Regions from separate parts of the Mus musculus genome. Here regions 1 and 2 are each linked to region 3. The links are chromatin loops, found by intact Hi-C in ENCODE. Cell type or tissue: heart. All regions are shown on one strand. Each heading gives the region's core, and the rest is flanking DNA. Links, peaks and the distances in the headings are about the cores only. Region 1 has its middle 180 kb from the start of Cdh11. Region 2 has its middle 190 kb from the start of Cdh11. Region 3 overlaps Cdh11 (cadherin 11).

Evidence for each region. Hi-C counts contacts between places; a loop is a spot of excess contacts. Peaks named below come from ENCODE experiments on the same cell type or tissue, not always from the same donor. Only the 100,000 strongest peaks of a DNase experiment are listed, where the experiment ranks them.
Region 1: a loop joins it to region 3, with 2.0 times the contacts of the local background. A loop is called at or near these places in 3 of 42 quality-filtered maps.
Region 2: a loop joins it to region 3, with 1.9 times the contacts of the local background. A loop is called at or near these places in 3 of 42 quality-filtered maps.

What each region holds. Positions count from the first base shown.
Region 1 is chr8:102,601,972-102,608,749 of GRCm38, forward strand. No RefSeq gene overlaps it. Among named protein-coding and RNA genes, the nearest start is that of Cdh11, 180 kb to the right of the region's middle. In heart, for the core only: no CTCF peak of the experiment used is centred there; no DNase peak of the experiment used is centred there.
Region 2 is chr8:102,591,021-102,597,798 of GRCm38, forward strand. No RefSeq gene overlaps it. Among named protein-coding and RNA genes, the nearest start is that of Cdh11, 190 kb to the right of the region's middle. In heart, for the core only: no CTCF peak of the experiment used is centred there; no DNase peak of the experiment used is centred there; H3K27ac peaks cover 70 bases.
Region 3 is chr8:102,736,082-102,742,859 of GRCm38, forward strand. All of the region lies in intron 1 of Cdh11 (cadherin 11), which reads right to left. Among named protein-coding and RNA genes, the nearest start is that of Cdh11, 46 kb to the right of the region's middle. In heart, for the core only: no CTCF peak of the experiment used is centred there; a DNase peak (open chromatin) is centred at 2,980.

The sequences.
Region 1 (6,778 bases), core at 1,504-5,503, 130 kb before region 3:
TTAACATTCTTAGGTTTTTAATCCATTGAATGTCTTCTTTGATTTGAAGTTTTTGATTAGTGTTTCAAAGGACTGGAATATTTTTTGACTCTTGATATTTCACACATTTTTCTCCAAAATGTTCCTGAATATATGAGCTTATAACAAATTAAATTCATCTAATTATTGCATTTTTCTGTCTTTGATATCCATGAAAATGTTACCCACTTTTGTTTTTCAGAATGCTTCCTGATTTCTTGCCAAAAGTCTTTAATTTCTATGTTTATATTATCCTTTGAGATACATTTTGTCATAAGTATTTTAGACATGACTACTTGTGTGAGGATTTCAAGCAAGTTTTTTTTTCCTGCTTGCTTTTATTATTGTTTTATTTGACTCTGAAGAGGTATTATATTTTATGAGAGACAAAAATGTATAAATAATACACATCAAAATTTGTAAATATGTTTTCCTTCAGTGATCTGTTAATTATATTTTAATTTTATATGGTTTGAATATATTTATATGCATACAAAATATATATATTCCTCCACATCTATAATATAATATAAACCCTTATGGAACAAAGAATATATATGTATGTATATCATACTGTAACATATAACATATTCAATCATATATATATATATATATACACACACATATATATGTGCATATATATATATGTATAGTTTGTCCATTGAGGATTTATATTGTTTTGTAGATGTGGTAAAGTTATTAATATTTTCATTTCCTCATAAATTAACTAGTTAATTTTAAAAGTCCATCTATACATTGGCTCTTTCCTCCCAATTACACAGTAAAAGTTTAGAGTCATATGATTAAATGCACAAATAGGTTTTACCTTCTGTCTCATTGACCTACCTGTCTAATTCTGTGCAATACAATTTTGTCGTAATTTCTGCTATTACACATCTTTTTCTATCCAAAAGGGATGGTGTCCCTAATTATTTAAGATATTACTTTGCATTTTTAAGTGTGTTTTCTTTTCTAAGATTAGTTTATCAGGGGAAAATTTCTTCTAATGAGATTATATAAAATGCATGTATTCATTTGTGGACAAGGGTTGCACTAAGCATACATGACTCATTTTGTTGTTAAACACTGAAATATCATGCGACAGTCACTCCTTAGAGATCAAACAATGGTGATGAATTTGATTACTTGATGGCACTTAGTTGTTAATGGTCCATCTTTAATACAGGCTTTTTGAATAACAGGTATAAAAACACTTATATTTTTTATTTTTACTTTCTGACAGTGACATTGCACAAGAAATGCAATAGCATATCATTGACTGACACTGTATTTAAACTTCATCTGCACGCAAAGCAAGTTGTGTCACACTGAACTTAGGTGCACAATCTTGCATTGTGAACAAGAAAAGGGGCTGAGGTAATTATTTAGAACAGTCACGTTGGGGTGGCAGCCTTTTTTCTTGCTCAGTTCAAATATTATTGCTTTTAAATGTCAGCATATCACCAGTGTAAGCACACATACTTATTAAAACTTCCCTTTCCTGAGACAATTGAGGTGGACACCTTGAAGCACAATATATGTTTAAATTTTCATCTTGAGCATTGCTCAGATGACAGCTGAATTATTTCTTTTTTTAATTTCTTTTTTATTAGGTATTTATTTCATTTACATTTCCAATGCTATCACAAAAGTCCCCCACATGCTCCCCCACCCACTCCCCCACCCACCCACTCCCACTTCTTGGCCCTGGTGTTCCCCTGTACTGAGGCAGATAAAGTTTGCAAGACCAATGGGCCTCTCTTCCCACTGATGGCCAACTAGGCCATCTTCTGATACATATGCAGCTAGAGACACAAGCTCTGGGGAGTACTGGTTAGTTCATATTGTTGTCCCATCTATAGGGTTAGAGATCCCTTTAGCTCCTTGGTTACTTTCTCTAGCTCCTCCATTGGGTGCCCTGTGATCCATCCAATAGCTGACTGTGAGCATCCACTTCTGTGTTTGCTAGGCCCCGGCATAGTCTCACAAGAGATAGCTATATCTGGGCCCTTTCAGCAAAATCTTGCTAATGTATGCAATGGTGTCAGCATTTGGAAGCTGATTATGGGATGGATCAGCTGAATTATTTCTAAGGAGAGAACTAAATTTGAGTGCTTCCTTGCTGTAAGAGGCTTTGTAAGACACTGTACACAATGTATCATTTCCAGTACTCATGCACAAAGGAGGAATGTTTCAAAGTCACATTTTACAGGTGATACAGTTAATTTTCATCAACAGAGGTCAACTCTACATGCATGCTACTAACAATTGTTGGCACCTTTAATTTCTTTATAATATTACAGAAACGTATTTCTATAATCATATCTCGAGACCCCTGTGAAGATGGAGTACTGAATGGTGTTCTTTTGAAGATGGCTCCTTCTGTTTGAGTCCTCTGATCTGGATAAGGATATTTAGGAAGAAAAGCAAAAACAAAAACAGCGTTAAGCACCAAGCTAGGTCCCACTTTCCAACCATCTACAGTTTATCTTTAGCTCAGAGGAACTAAGAGGCAACTGTTCTTACTGAGTCAAACACAAAATTCAGATATCCCTTGTTTCTTGTTTTCTGTTTTGTTTGGCTATGTGTGTGGGTGCAATTATATGCCTACCCAAGTCCATGCCAAAGATGACATCTGGTCTTTTCCTTGTTGACTGCTCTGCCTTAATAGTTTGAAATGGAGTCTTTTATCAACCCTGAAACTCATCAGCTCAACTAGACTATCCGGCAAGAGCAGTGTGGCTAGTTCCCTGTTTCTGGCTCCTCTACACTGAGATTACAGGTACCATTGCTGCAATTGACTGTGTTGGTGCTGGGGACCTAAACTCATGCCTTCATGTTTAAATGCATGCCAAAACACTTTAGTGGCTAAGCTGACTCCCCAGCGTCCATAATAGAAATACCTCACATTTAATGGACCAAATCCTCAAAAATCAAGAATGTCAAAGAAGCCTGATTTTCTCTTTCATGAGAAATGACTGGACCACAACTGAGAAATAGGTGTACCTTCAGCATCCCTTCCTAACATTGGTGTACTTTTGAAACATGTCATCTTTTTATTTCTTAGTGAATGACAGGAAGCTGAAACTTTTAAACCATCCTTCACCCATCTCGTCTGCAACCTCTTAGCCTCTCAGATTAGAGTTGTTCAATGTCTTGCTTGATCTGCCTTTGAGTCCCTGTGAGAATGAGGAAGGGACATGTCCTAACTGTTCTTACAAAAAGATTATTTCTCTTGGGTCTGCTTGAGAGAAGAACAAGAGGCTGGGCCACTCAAAGTTCTGCTCCCTAAGGACGACTTAGAGTAACAGGACTCGAGTAGGGGATTTGATGTCAGGACCTATCAACATCCAATCAGTACAAAATCATTTCCTGACTCCAGCTGACCATGCACTTTTCTTTGTAGCTGCAACTTCATTAAATGGAGGAGTGAATTTCCAAAAGGAAAAGGTCAACATTTCCATTTGGGCATTCAAACATCTCCAAGATGGGTTTGAGGCTTTAGTGTTCTATTGATTCAGCCATCCCCATGCTGAGCACAGAACTTTGCCCAGAATAGATGGGCTGTGTCAATCAAAGCTCACCAGTGGGGCTACTTATTTTCAGCTTGATTCACAGGGCTATCAAATATTGAGTGGAAAGGGACAAAGGTAATTCTACTGTAGTATAAATTTGCAAATGAAGCTCTCACCAGCAATGCATTACTCACTCTAAAATACATGCCAAGTGCTTTGAAATCGCACACACACACACACACACACACACACACACACACACACTCACACACACACCCTGCCTTCCCTTGCCCTTGTTTAATAAATAATTACTGTACAGATAAAATACTAAACTAGGGGCCTCTAGATGAGACACTGAATTTTCTAAAGAAATTGATATAATTCAATGTCAAATGGCACAGAAGTATAAAGCACCACTGATCAGGAAACAAGGCATCTTTCATTTGGAATCTAACAGAGAACGTTGGCTTTAATGCATGCAGAGATGGATGGGAATATCCTGATAGAAAGACAGTCCATCAGGTTAGATATTTGCCCAAATTATACTAGTAATGGTAACAACTCTGTAATTGAGTCTTAAATTTTTACAATTTTATTTCATTTCATTTAATCGGATAATTTTGTGTAAAATGTCTTCAGAACTACACATTGAAAAGCCATAACCACACGAAGCATACAACCATACAAAGTTGTTATTTGTGGATTTTTGTAGCATTCCTGAATTTTTTTTTCAGTTTCCTTTTATCTTCAGGATTTCTTATCCCTTCAGTTCATTTTGTTCTATAAGTGAGTCACAGGCTTTCTTTCTACACATACTTAGAATTTGCATGGTCCACATAAGAATAAGGGTGGACTCTTTAGGGAGTAGAATAGAAGATCTGAGAAGGAGTGAGAGAGACCAAAAGAATGGATTCTCATTGCATGCACATATAAAAATATTGAAAGGAAATTAAGTATTCTCATGATAACTTGAAATTTTATTTTTAAACAGATAATGTTCTTTCTGGTATTTATAAAAATATGTTTTGTCACCCAAGTTATCTTTTGAGTTCTCGAGGATAGCATGAGTTATTAACTCACAGTGATTATCTCACTGAATACACAAGAATAATATTAACTAAAACACTCAGATGCCTACAATCTGATCATTCACAGCCATGTGTTCTTGATAAATAATTTAATAAAATCTCTTGCTTTTTAGTCATAAATGTGCTCAGGTTTTCCACATCTCTTCATTTCTAGCATCTTAGTTCATTCATTTACTATTTTACTCTGAATGACAATGGACAATGTGTCAGTTTTTCCTTCTGTAAGATTTTTGGCCTATCTTTCCTAGGCCAGGACTCCATATGATAAATATATGGCTATGCAAAGAGTATTAGAGGTGGCTCTAATGAATTATTGAATAATCTCTCTCCATAAATATATAAGTAAATATACATATACATATGTATATAAACATGCATATAAATTGCATATACATAAACATACATGCTTAAATCCTCCAGCAGAAGGAAGGGAAAATCTGAGCAGATTAACTCAACTTATCCATACCGAATGACATATAATGATCTTTGTTGAAGACCATCATTTCCAATACATTGTGGTTTGATGTTGACCACACCTAATTTCACCACGAGTGACTCCTCATAGGTACCAAACATCTGCTTCAGGAACAGATCCAATACCCTTTCTGTGTCTTTTCATTTTGTTGATATCTGTTCAGGTTTGTTGTTGTTGCTGATGTTGTTGATTGTTTTGTTTTGTTTGTTTTTGTTTTTGTTTTTTCGAGACAGGGTTTCTTTGTGTAGCCCTGGCTGTCCTAGAACTCACTCTGTAGACCAGACTGGACTCGAACTCAGAAATTCGCCTACCTCTGCCTCCCAAGTGCTGGGATTAAAGGTGTGCACCACCACACCAGCTATCTGTTCAGTTTCTTGAAGTGAGTGATCCTAAGCTATGCCAAGATAGTGGTTCTTGCCAGCCTTCTATTCTATAGGCATTAGGATATTCTATTCCCACGAGATTTGTAGAAGGTTGCAAGATATGGCCTTCTGTACATGTGAAATTCAATGATTTCATCACAGCCAGATGCACAGCTTCTTTCAGCCCCAAATCACAAGCATGGTTATAAAACAAGACATGTTCCTCTCCCTGTTTTGTTATTGTTTTGTTTGTTTTAGTTCCAGTTTAGTTTGGTTTGGTTTGGTTTGGTTTGGTTTTCTATAAAATATAAATTCTTTGGGGATCATTAACAGTTGGATCTCCTGGTCTCTAAGAAACAGTGTCTCCTATCTAAATATCAACCTATGCTATTATACCTGTCCAGGACACTCCTATGGCACACACACAACAACCTCTATAACAGTAAATGTCCTAGTATTATATTCATGCATATAAAATATATTACCTCATCCGCATTAGTTTCTAACAATACCAACTCTCTTTACATTCTTCTTGTGAATTTCTTCAGGAACTATGCAAGGTAATTGTTACAAACTATTAGCTAGAGAGAAAACAGGATTTAACACAGCAAACTGAATCCTTACCCCATCTTGCTTTCATTACCCAGTATTGATTCTCAACTCACATTCCTTTCGCCTCCTTTCTTTGCATATCCTCCATGGTCTTTTCCAATGAACAACAAATAAAACAAACCTTGTATGAGTACCTCTGATGAACTGGGGCTTAAGATAATTATATGAGCAGAACCAGCTGTTACAAGAGTGGTTAGGGCAGGATACTAAAGAATTATCTGGAAGGAATTTTCCAACTTCTCCATTTTAATGGACATAGTGAGGGAAGGCCCTGGGGAGGATACATCATGGTAGAGGGTGATGATAAGTAATCAGTTACTACTCAGATGTATGCTAGGAATGCTTCCTAATTGTGTAGCATTGGTATGATTTTACTTCCTTTCCTCTCTTGCAAGATAACCTGCAGTTTATTTCATTAATTCTTACGTAGATGCATTGCATCCTCTTTTCTCTCTGCCTCAGCATTTATCTTCCTAAGGACTCACATATGCTTCACAAGAATGTAAATTGATGCAACAGTCTCGCAAAGCAATTTGGCATTAATAGATCAAGAGTCTTAAAATTGCTCATACAGGGTTATTATGATCCAGCAATTTCATTCCAGAAACCTCTCCAAATGAAATAACCTAAGACATAGAGGAAAACAAATATGTATAAATATATTTGCAGAAATATGTTTATTACTGCACAGTTTCCCATTTTGTTGAT
Region 2 (6,778 bases), core at 1,492-5,491, 140 kb before region 3:
CTTCCTTGGCCTCTCACTGTTCTCCATGACTCCCTCATGCCTTCAAGAACAGTACCACCTGAATGATTCTTACACATTACCAATGGCAGTGGCAGAGCAAGGTACAATCTTGGCTATCCCGAGAACACAGCTTCTTTGTGCTCTCAGAAAACACTTTCCAGATTTCACTTTAGTAATGTTGGTCTCTTCTTCTTCTTCTTCTTCTTCTTCTTCTTCTTCTTCTTCTTCTTCTTCTTCTTCTTCTTCTTCTTCTTCTTCTTCTTCTTCATCTTCTTCATCTTCTTCATCTTCTTCTGTTTGTTTGTTTTTGTTTTTCAGGACACGGTTTCTCTGTATAGCCCTGACTGACCCGACACTTACTCTGTAGACCAGGCTGGCCTCGTGCTGGTCTCTTCTTTATGACTGGTAATTTCTTAGCTCCATCTATCCAGCATCAATTGTCCCACTGGTCCCTTCTATTTTGACTCAAGACAGAGCCACATGGCCAAGTCTACTGAGTTCTGCTGTTTGTTGGAGCTGGTACATGGCCTACTTGTCCTTTTACATTATCACCAGCTTTCTGGTTTTCATCTCCAATTCACTCCCTAAGCTTGGAGGTCCTGGAACTTTCTCTGTACACTGACTTTGAACTCAGAGATCTGCTTGCCTATGTCCTAAATGATGGGATTAAAGGTGTGGTTCACCACACCTGGGTTTAAGCTTTTCTCTACTTAGAACTTGCTCTGTATCAGGCTGGCCTTGAACTCAGAGATCTGCTTGCCTTTGTCTCCTGGAATTAAAGGAGTATACTACCTTGCCTGGGCCTTATCTTTTCTAGGCCATTTTGCATCTAGATACAGATCAAAACCCCATGTCTTTCAATTCTGTATTACCATTCATGACAGATTAAAAATCCAAGTAAAAACAATAACCAAGTAATAACACCTAATATGATATGACTATTCCTTATTCAATAGCAAACACATTAACAATAAGCTTAACTGGGTAGGATCTTGCTACAAAGTCACCACTTCCTTACTCTGTTTACCTCCTTTTTAAAAAAATATTTTATTAGGTATTTTCTTCATTTACATTTCCAATGCTATCCCAAAAGTCCCCCATACCCTCCCCCCCCCACTCCCCTACCCACCCACTCTCACTTTTTGGCCCTGGCTTTCCCCTGTACCGGGGCAGATAAAGTTTGCATGTCCCGGATTCAGCTCTATTTCACTTCCTGGTGCCTCTTTATTACTTTAACATTAAATTTTATATTTTTTTCCATTCTAGGCTTGATATGCTTGTTCAAAACACTCTTCATGAAACTTAACCAGAGAACAAATTCTCTGTTGGGCTTCTTTGAGACTTTCTTTTTCAATGAAATTAATATAAATCTATTTCCCTTAGCCTCAGGTAGACTTTTCCAACAAGGCAAAAAGCAGCCACATTCTTCACCAAAATATCACAAGAACAGTCTCTCGGCCACATATTAAAATACTTCTCATCTGAAACCTCTAGAGCCAGTCTTCCACAGTTCAAATCACCCTCAGAAACAAAGTCTTCCATATTCCTACTAGTATGGTTCACTTAGCACTACTTAAAACATCCCACTGTTCCCTGTATTCAATGTCTGGAAATCCATATTCTTCCAAACAAAATTGTGGTCAGGCCTATAACATCAATACTCCAGTCCCTGGTACCAACTTTTGTCTTAGGTTTTTACTGTTGTGAATACACATGATGAGCAAGGAAACTCTTATAAGAACAATATTTAATTGAGGCTGACTTACAAGTTCAGATGTTCAGTCCATTATAATCAAGGTGGAAGCATGGCAGCTTCCAGGCAGGCACAGTGCAGGTAGAGCTGAGAGTTCTACATCTTCTTCTGATGGTTTGATAGAAGAAGGCTGGCTTGCAGGTGGCTAGGAGGAGGGTCTCAAAACTCACCCTCAGGATGAGAAACTTCCAACATGGGCCATACCTCCTAACAGTGCCACTCCATGGGCCAATCATATTCAAATCACCACACAAGTCACAAATCTCTTGCTCATTTCTGTCATCAATACCCTTGTCTATGAATTTAGAACTTTGGGAAGATCACTTCCAAGTGTATCACTAGTCTCAAAACTGGTCAAAGAAGAAAACGGTTTTAATATAATACAGTCACATGTATCTGAGTAGATTGATATGTAAACGGCCAGGTATATATAACTGACGACAGACTAAAGAGAGAAAATCCCATGCCACGTGATAACTTCAGCTTTAGTCAATACATTAAAACCCAAGTAGAAATCTCCAAGGGATGTGGTTTGATGGGTTGAGAATGAGGAAAGCCCCCATAAAGTAGCTATTTGTATATGAGATCACACACCAAAGAGGGATTTTCACTAAGAACAAAATGGATAACCACCAGCCCATCTGACAACAGATGGAGTATACCCTTTATAATGCATTTGGGTGAGCAAGGGTATGTCTCCAGGGGAGCTAGGGTAATGCTGTTGATGTAGTTTCCGAGAAGGGTGATACTTATTGCTATGAGAGAGCCAGAGTTCCAGAAACACAGTTTTCCCATTTCACCTGCATGCTATGCTTGACTGCAACTTAGGTGACTGGTTAGCACTGAGGAAAAACATTCTATATTATGATTTTTTTCTGTATGATATATATTGGATTTGCACAAAGGTGATATAGATAGATAGATAAAGTTATAGCTATAGATGTATATGTAGAGGTATAAGAATAGGTATATATTAGATATAGAGTTGATATGAATATAGAGTTAGAGATAGATATATAGGTAGAGATAGGATCAGAGACATGTAGAAAAAGATACAATTATATAATGTATATAATGCTTGTATATATGGTTAATGACATTTACCTTCAAAGACATGAGACATAACAGAAGATCATGTCTCAAACTAAAGAAAGAATCACTAAAGTTTTTATTAAAAAGATTTTTAGTACATCGGCACAAGGGTACTCAAAACGAGTATTTTAGAACAGATTAAAGGAAGCCATGTGGCACAACGAATCGAGTGCTTCTGAGGAAATCTGTGCTTGAAAACCTGATACTTCCTGAAAATAGAACGTGATTCATAAAAATCAGCACCTTCTTTCCAAAGCTGTGAAGACACAAAGAAATATATATAAGCTCTAAGCAAAGTATCTCAGGATAGCACAGGGCCTATGGCATCAGTTTATTTTGCCAAGATCATAAACCTACCAGGCAACCCAGCCACATGGTAAAACAAAGCCCATGAGTCTTTCTCCAAAAAGGTGATGCCCATCAACACGTTCTGATACATATATTGAATTAAAAATACATAAAAGTCACATATCATAATAACAGTCCATAGAAGTCACATATTACATTACCAATACATAAGAGTCAAATCCTAATATGAGAAACCCCATTCAGGCTTATGCTGTAGGCCAACTTAGGCCATTATCTCAGGTCAGAAGGTCTGCTTCAGAACATCACTGAGCACCAAAATCCTCCTTGAATGTGTATGTACTTTCTACTGATATATATGCCAGGTCTGTAAGTTCAGTTCCTTTGAACTATTTCACACTTGTGGAACAGTTTTGCCCCGAACCTGAAAAGTATAATTTGTGGTTAATTGTTCTGTAAATCAGTTACGTGTTTGCACACACTCATAACTAATATCATGTTTTGATAATATGAAGAAGTAAGTAATTTATAATGTTTGTGGTTTTTGTAGAGGCATTTAGAATTTAGTTCTGCAAGAAGTACAGTAAAGATGAAATGAAGGTGAAGGTAAAGCTATCAGGAATGGGAAATACACGGCAGAGGCCAGCAGGAGCTTGTTTCTCCTCCAGTCCTCTCATCGTGGAAGAACATAATATGAAAATCTATGTCATTACCCCAGATGATGAGCCTCACAAACAATACACTGATCTCTTGAGCTTAGACGTCCCAGTCCTAAAACAATGTGCAATAGATTCTATTAATAATGAGTATCCTAAGACATGCTATTATTTATAGTATTAAGACAGAGGTTTTTTATCTCAACATTTTATATTGAATCAGTACTTACCAGACCTTTGTCAATGGCCCATTTTTATCATTCTAGAATCTATTGGCATTAGTTTCAGTAAATATTAATATAATGTCTCCTACACTTTTAAGAAGTTAGCAGATTCAGAGGTGTGGAGATTAAACCAGATTTAAAATTTATTTTCAATGTACCTGAATATCTGTCTGTGTTCAAGCACCATAAAAATTAGAATGGTGTTCCAAGAGGTCCTAAAAGTTTCCTCTTTTTAGAAAATGCTATAAATACTGCCCTTCCATTAAAAAAGTTCACCACACAGTTATGAACCAACAAGCCTTTAAATTTTATATACAACGAATCACATTTTTTTTGACAATGAACCTACTTACATTTTAAGGTACTTCCTGGACCAGTTTAGAACCCAGAGGAATTCAATAGTATAAATCTTTACATATTCAATTGTTGAGAAATTAATACAAAACCTTTCCTGTATTGTAGAAAATCAGCATTCCTTAATAGTGATATCTGACCACATCCTGGGGAGAAATCACATTTTGTTTAGTAAGAGAGGAGCCCTGAAAGAACAGCACAAAAGTATTATTAAGACAATGGTCAAGAATGTAAAGAGTGGCCAGCAAAAGGTGCCTTTAATCCCAGCCAGGACTACAGAACCCTGTCTCAAAAAAACAAAACAAAACAAAAACCAAAAAAACAAACAAACAAAACAAACAACAACAACAAAAAGAATGTAAAGAACACACAAGAATGCCCTATAGTGTCCTAAAGTTTTAGAATGTGACAGGACATTTAAAGTCATCTGGTTGTCATCACTTTTATTATTAGCTGGAATGTTTCCTTTGTTTTCTTGGAAGCAGTCAGAGATGAGACCCCTCCTGCCTCTAGCTCTGTAGAGTGATTTGGTAGATGCGACCTTGCTAGGAAGCTCGCACTTCTACTGAGATGGTTCTTCCCCCTCCCAGTCCTAATCTGGTCTATAATGAGTGTGATCCCTTAGTCATGATACATACACAACAATAAGACAAAGTAGGCTATCCCCTCTTTCTACTGACACCCCTCTCAATAAGTATTCTCTGAATCTTGTTATTAGATTGTGAGCTATCCCATAATAAAAGGGAGGTTTCAGGAGTTGTGGTGGGAGAAAGTCCCCACAAAATGAGCTGGAATGGCCAGTTTTATATATATATATAAAAAAAAAAAACTTAAGGAGAAAGAAACTGATCATGGGTATTTTGCAGTTCTTTGGATGCAGAAGTCCCTCAAGGGCCTAAAAAGATAGGTTAGCCCTGACGCCGATGCATCAAGGAGGTGATTTTCCTTCCAGGCTTGCAGAGATGAGACAGATGGACATTAGAGGAACCGCAAAGCTGATGAGAAGAATGCTCCTCTTGAAAACCCATGCACTTAAACCCCTTTCTTCCTGTGCCTCTCTGGTCTTTCATGCATAAATGTTTAATTTCCCATTTTTGCCATCAATCAACTTGATGCTAAAGGGTGGTTCTGTGGATAAAAGCCACCCAGTGTGGTCTGCCCAGATGTCCATAAGCACTCAAGGCACCCGGGAGGTTCTAAAGAGCTGATGTCAGGACAGGGGGCTTGATTAATGATTCTCTGGGACATTCTGACACCCTTGCACGGATGGGAGAGATAAGATTCCAACAGTGGATGCCAGGGAACTCTGCTTGAAAGAAAGGAGGTCAAGGTCAGACACATTGGGAAATCTGCCCAGAAACACAAGGCATGGTTTCCTCTGGGGCAGTGTGTCAGCCTGCAAAGGCCAGGAAGAGAGCAAAAGTCCATGCCATAGAGCTTCGAGATAAGCAAGAGACAAGACAGATGGTGTGAAGGAGACAGGAGACAACTGGAATAATGCATAGATAAGGGCAGCAGAGGGAGGCTGGAATTTTATGACTCCATTTATCAGAGGAAGGACTTCATTGGGTAACCAGCACTTTGGAATATCCACTTGGAGAAATTCTTTAGTTAACACATGAATCCTTTGGATAAAATGCAGTTTTTATATTCAAAAGTTAGAAAAAAAATATTCTCTATGGTGTGCATCCTAACTGTGGGGAGCTCTTCAACCCAGATAGTGTGATCATTGACCAAGTGAGGATGATAAACTCGAAAAACAGAAGAAACGAGAAGCTCCTGAATCCCAGAACATCGGTTTCTCTCCTTCAATCACAGCCCTTCTCTCCAACACACTTCATTCTGGGCTTTGCCACTTTTAGAGGAATGTATCAAGATGGTTTCTGATGAGCATCTATGACATCTGCCTAGAGTCCTAATAGCTTGTCTGAAATATCAGTGATCTCAGAGGTCAGTTAAATAGGTGTTGGGATACAATAAAGAGGAGTATCCACTTATCAGTGAGTACATATCATGTGAGTTCTTTTGTAATTGGGTTACCTCACTCAGGATGATGCCCTCCAGGTCCATCCATTTGCATAGGAATTTCATAAATTCACTCTTTTTAATAGCTGGGTACTAGTCCATTCTGTAAATGTACCACATTTTCTGTATCCATTCCTCTGTTGAGGGACATCTGGGTTCTTTCCAGCTTCTGGCTATTATAAATAAGGCTGCTATGAACATAGTGGAGCATGTGTCCTTCTTACCAGTTGAAACATCTTCTGGATATATGCCCAGGAGAGGTATTGCTGGATCCTCCGGTAGTACTATGTCCAATTTCCTGAGGAACCGCCAGACTGATTTCCAGAGTGGTTGTACAAGCTTGCATCTCACCAGCAGTGGAGGAGTGT
Region 3 (6,778 bases), core at 946-4,945:
CCTTCTATTGCTTTCTCCACCAGCCAGGAAGAAACATTCCACCTACAGCTGCCAAAAGAACAAGCCAATTTATTCCAGAATAGAAACAGGAAAATAGTTTACAACACTAAATGCCTGAATCATTGAAGTGTCAAATTAAATATTGATAGCATCAATTTGAGTCTAAAATACTCCTTGGTGTGTGGAGGATCCAGGAAGGGAGGTCAGCAAGTACCAGACAGAAGGCTAGAGCTGGACAATAACACTTCCGGGAGCACCATCACTCCATCCAAGACATCCATTTATCTACCTGACCAACTTTGACATGGTGTGTGAGGCTAATATCCCTCACATAGTGTGAGGGATATGCTGATGGATAATCCTGGATCCCTGACCTTAACTGTTTGGTTTTCAGTCACTCCCACCACTATCTCTCTCTCACACACACACACACACCACACACATACACATACCACACACACACACACACACACACACACACACACACACAAAACTGAGGTTCATATTTTCCATGCCAAAACAGACCTGGCCTCCAGGTCTTCCCAGCATGCTTCAGTCCATACTTGGCATACCCTACCTCAACCCTAAACTTTCTAGACCCAAGGCTGCCCTTCCCCTCAGAGGCCCTATATAATCCAAACATTTTGCTATTGCTTGTCCTCTTTCTCTCTTTCACTCCCTCTGTCTCTCTCTCCTTTTCCTTCTTCTTCTCCTCTTCTATCTATACACATACCTTTTCTCTCATTCTCTTCAACCACACTCACCAGGGTGACTCTCTCGGAGCCAGTGAACTCAGCCACTCAAGAGCAGCTTTCCGATAAACCTGCCTTCAATATAATCTAATCTGGCTTAAATTGGCTCATTTTACAGGTGGCAGAGAAATAACCTATCACTGATGACATGGTACTGTACCTAATTTTAGATGTGCTTTCTGAAGCCAGGACAGCATTGCCAAATGAGCTACAAGAGATCTGCATAGTTTCAGTATAAACTAGGTAATAAACTGTAACCCGCCCAACCAGCCTATAGCCTGAGGTGACTGAGTTCAGGACCTATGACCACAGGCAAACTGTCTTCTAAATATAGCCTGCATTTCTCTCATCTTCAACAATTAGTAGTTGAGTAAGACCAATGCCTTGGAAAACTTGAGGGCTGGAAAGATGGCTCAGCGGTTAAGAGCACTAACTGCTCTTCCAGAGGTCCTGAGTTCAAATCCCAGCAACCACATGGTGGCTCACAACCATCTGTAATGGAATCCAGTGCCCTCTTTTGTTGTGTCTGAAGACAGCTACTATATATATATATATTTAAAAAACGAAAAAGAAAACTTGAAGCTCTGTTATTCTATGGAGCAACAGACTTGTTTTAGCCCAAGATACTCAGACTAAACCAGAAGCCATGGAACTTGGGAAGAACCGGATCCACATTCATTACACTTAAAAGCAAACCGCTGTGTAGAACCATAGAGACGAGGAGTGCACGAGTGACTAATAGCCAAGGGGCAAGGCCCAAAGTCCAGTCTTACATTAAAATGGCTGCCTCTGCTTTCTCATAAAATGTGCCACTCTGTCAGGGGTCTGGGGTGGGAGTGGGGCATATAACAGAGACCAAAAGACCAAAGGTCACTATGATTAGAAGCACCTGCTGAGGCTGCTGTTCACTTTCCGTTCCCCAGTTCTTGTTATAGGTCAGGCATATAGGAGAGGCATTGAAAATAAATGCTAATTCTGATGAAGTCATACTGATTAGGACCTTTGATTGGCAATTAGATATGTATGATTAACTTAATATGGAAAAAAAGATAATTTGGTTTTTCCTTCATCCTGTTTGGAGAGAGTGATTTTCACAGTGCACTGCAAAAACGGTAGGTAAGGGTCTCAGAAACTGGGATATGCTGAACAAACCAACTTCACATTTGCTTGCTGAGCTTATCACAAACAACAGCCAAGTAGGTGTGTCACACCCAGTTCAGCAGTGCTGAGGAAGGAACCAACTGGAGCCTTGTGCTGTCCTCTGAAACTGTCTCAACTGAAATCATAATTCATTGAACAGACAATTGAAAAGATCTTTTGAGGAACAGCCTGGTACTCTTGGGCAGAAGACTGGCAAACAGCGTTGATATCAAGGTGTAGGGTTGGGGACAGGGACTGCGAGAATCGATGTTCAAGGGAAAATGTTCTATGTGGAAAACCCAAGATGGGCTGACTCAGAAAGCAGATAATCTGTAAACGGCTCTGCAAGGAGACGCAGCTCTGTTTCCAAAAAAAAAACAGATCCCCAACACTGCCATGGAAAATGCCAGGTTCATTTAGGGAGCTGAATCCCCTCCCCCACTTGTGTGAATACACACATATTCTTCCATGCTCACATCGTACACGTGCACACGTCCACCTACACACACATGGGAGATAACAGGACACTAAAACGATGAAGCCCACTCTGAGTCACATGGAACAAAACTTTAAGATCCGTTCCGTGTGATGAGCAAGGGCTTACAGAGTAGCTCCCTGTAACTAGGTCAGACACCAATTGGTAGTCAACTCCACAGGCCCAGAAAGATTTAATGAGGGAGGCAACCAAACACAGAAGGTAGAAACAGTGTCCCAAGCATGTGTGTCCCCAGACTCTGCAATCTGGCAGTAGCACCCAGTCCATACTATGTCGCTCACAGAGACACCAGAATAAACTTCCTGAAGTTCCTAAGACATGGATCCTCGGTCCGGGCCAACCCAGCTACAGTGGCCAGGGTGGGATAAAAACAAACTGAATCAAATGGCAATCATAACCCAAGGAGAAAGAACAGAAATAGTGAAATGGTGCTGAGCCACCGGCAGCTGCAACGATACAAGCAGGACATAAATAAAACGGCAATGCCAAACTAAAGCTTACAAAATCTGGTCCCACGTGCCAGGAGCTACAAGCCACTGTTCCATATCTGGCCTGCCTGTGCTAAGCAGGGTGACTGGCACCTGTGCCTTGGCTGGCAGATGGAGAGGCCAGACCTGATAAATCCAGTGCCTACTGTGCCATCGCAAGGTCACAAGCAGCAGTTGGCCACTTACAGTCATCCTAGAGGGTCAGGATCCCGGCTGTGGCGATGAGAGTCCCGAAAGCTTCCTTCTCAGTGATCTTACATGTGGAAATCAAGGGCCATAGGACTGTGAGAGGGCTCAGCCCAGCTTTGTTCTGCATAGCAGCCTCCCAGAATGGCTTAAGAGGCAGTCCTAGCCCCTGGCACTGCTAGCAGGCCTGTGAATGAACCACTGTGTGAGACACATACTCACTGCTAATGAGTCCCCATGCAGACACAAGCCAGAGAGGCCAGCACAGTAGCTGCTACAGAGGAGGCAGAGGGGCAGCAAACGCTAATGCAGAGCAATGTGGGGCCCACCTGGCACACGGGATGCCAGTCCACAGAGGCTGCAGGACCTCAGCAGTCAGAATTGAAAATAACTATTCCTCATACGAAAGAACAACCCCGACCCCATCCCTCCCTGGCTCAGATGTCAAGAATGTGGCCATCCCCATTACAAACACAGCTCCCATTAACCATTGCTCTCCTTTCATGATTTCGAAGAATATTTTAACTCACACATACATCATGAAGCCTATTCAGAATAACAAGGGAGTTAGCAATGTAGTACTCAAAGACAGAAAGAAAAAAAAAAAAAAAACAGTGGTAAGTTTGCTTGAGAATTTTGAATAGTACTAAACGTATCTGACACAATTCTGTGGTAGACCATAGATCATTAGGGACTAAATGATTAAAGAATAGACCTTGTAATAAACCTAATAATAAAATTTGGATCTCTCTCAGGTTTACTTATTCACCAGATAACCCTCAAAGGTTCTCCACCTCCTTATCCAGGTTACGGAGATTAACAAATGCTCTGTCATTTAGTCTGTCCTGTGACATTGACGGTGTTGACTGAAGAGGTGTCCTCAGGTGAAGCTCCAGGATCACCTTACCACCTTCTTTGAGCTCTGTCCCATCCTTAGTGTGACTTCTGCCAGACCCACTGAGCTGACCTTGAACCTTAAAATTCAGATCATCACACTAAGTTCCTTAGGTCTAAGCCGCTGTTGTTTGCTTGTTTGGGAGCTCAACAGTGGACGGATATGCAGTTCAAAATGAGAGAGACTCTATAGCTTCACTCGCTGAAAATTAAGAGGGTTTAAAGAAAACAAGAAATGCAATGTCCAGTAGCATGAGCTTTCTTCTCCACACAAGATTCAGAAGGGGAAAGGTGGGAGATGTCTAAGTGCCTGTGTGTGTGTCTACTAAATATATATGCACAGGCTTTTCATATATTGTTTATGATGATGACTGTACTTTGTAGACCTCTCTTATTATGTACCTCCTCAGGCTACTGATGACTCAATAATTCATTCCATCCTATTCTAGTGTGGCCCTGAGTTTGACATTCCTCTGCTGAGAGTTGCTTCTGTGACTTTGTTGTGCAGTTCACCTGGGGGATTGATTAAACCAATTCTACTTTATGGTGTCAAGGCAGGGATCAGAGGCCCTGCAGAGTTGGTAAACTCCCCAGGAGACAGTAAGCAAGCTGTTGGCGAGGGACAGCATTCTAAGAAAGCAGAAGCAGGAAACTGATACTGGATGCAGGGAGGAAGTTTCCATTGGAGCTTCGGCTTTTTGGTGTCTCTTTGATGTCAGGGTTCTTTCCTGACAAGGTGCAAACTCTTTCATTATTCATAGAACCACTGTTGTTAAAGCTGTACTTAAGTACTTGGATCCAGAGGTGGGAACATTTGCTGTTTTGTCTTGCTCTAAATCAAACAAATAGAATAAAGCAAATACCCACGAACTCCTGGCAACTGCCCCTTGTGGAGTCTACTTAACTCTACTTTTTCCCTTCTTTCTTTTCCTGGATGCAGAATCAGGGGTAGGAGGCGCTGAGTATCAGGTCACATTGCCAGATTGGGGAGTATCTAAAGGATACTGATGTGAGTAATAAAGCAAGCTCTCATTCCATACCCATGAGTTAAATGTCTTTCCCTGCCCTTCTATAAAACTCCAAGGAAGAGCAACCATTGAAATCAGAAGAGGCTCTACCACTTGCTTCTTGCACAATAGCCAACAGAGGCTAAGCTTCTCTAGAATTTACTGGGGTTTTCCCCAGATCTGGACGGTGATTCCCAACAATGTTTATTTTATAAAATCACTGCTGTTAAATGGTGCTATGTAAGACCAGGACATTCCATCTCTTAAAGCTGCTCGAAAGGCACCCGGGAGTTGCACTCTGTAACACTCAGGGAAGCATCGCCAGAGTCCAGCTACTTTCTCGCATTGTGAGCTTGGCATGGGAGGGAAACACAGAAGCAGAAAGATGAAAGATGGGTATAAGAGAAAAGGGAAACAAGAGCCAAAGAGAAGCCAAGGTAACGACTCACAAAAATGAAAAGTTTTAATAATACTCCTAAGCATTGTATAGAATAGTCTAAACATTTTCAGAACAGGGTAACATTAAATAATTCCCCACCATAAGGTAGAAGAAATGGTTAATATCTTTCATTAAAATGCATTTGCCTGAAAATATCCTATGAAGGGGAAGAAGCATGTCTTGCCACACACATGCATACATATATTGCCTCTCTCCTGGAATCCTCCTCTTTCCGACACCTAGCTGAATCCTGCACACAGTGAATTAGACATATGAAGACTTGAACTGACTGACTTTTGAAAGAAAATGAAAAAGTCTCTGTAGTTGCTAATGTGTCCCCCATTTTGTAGTGACCATCACCATCCTGGCTGGCTGGCCAAAGTAGAGGGGAGGAAGGAGGAGGAGAAAGGGGAGAGAGAGGAAGAGAGAGAAGGGACTGGCAGCTTTCCTTCCTTTATTCTTCCCAACTTAGAAAGACAGAGCATTAGTCAATATTTTTCTTTCCATAGAATCTCTGAAGGAGGGTTAGAGAGACCCACATGTGACAGTGGCTTTTGGACAGACCCTGTACTAAATCTCTTTCCACCCGCCTTGTGGCACGAGGGGCCGCTCCTCATCAAACCCTACTTATAAGACCATCTGTGTCCCTGCCCATGCAATCAAGTCCTCAGCCTCCACTCAAGTATTGTTGCAAACAGTCCTCTTCCTGCTGCTTTTGCTCAAGGCTGTGGGCCACTGCAAAGACCCCTTCTTTCATTAGGGATTTCTCTGTCTAAACAGGATTTATGGTGATCCCTTGGCAAGGGCCCGTGAATCACTGGCTTTCACAGGACAGCCAAAGGAGTGTTTCAGGAGAATCTACCTCTGACAGGCAATACAACTCTGAAGATTTATCTCCTTGGATGAATCAGGCATTGCCTGATGCTTCCAGGAGGCTGCAGCACCCTGCATGGGCAACAAACACACAAGACAGTGTCAGGGCCAACAGCATACATGGCAGACCCAAGGGAGTTGACCACCTTTTCTGAACAATCAACTATTAGACAGAAATAATGGTTTGCTATTGGGTCTGTTCCGCATGCTAAATTGAACTCAACAAATCTTAATTTGGGGGGTGTGGCTTGATAAAGGAGACTGGTTATTTTTGACAAAGGATGCAAGGCCTGAAATAGCAACATGGACACACAAGAATTGCCTTTACAGGGGAGCCGAAACTATAAATGTTTGGCCGCAGGCTGAAACCGATCCCTTACACCGCTATATCCCAAGAGTTTACCTGCCAAGTATTAATAAACCCCTGCAGAGTGAAGTACTGGCATTTCAGTATGAGAAGCACAATTCCCACCTCCCTTCCAGAGCACCTGATAAACCCGGGT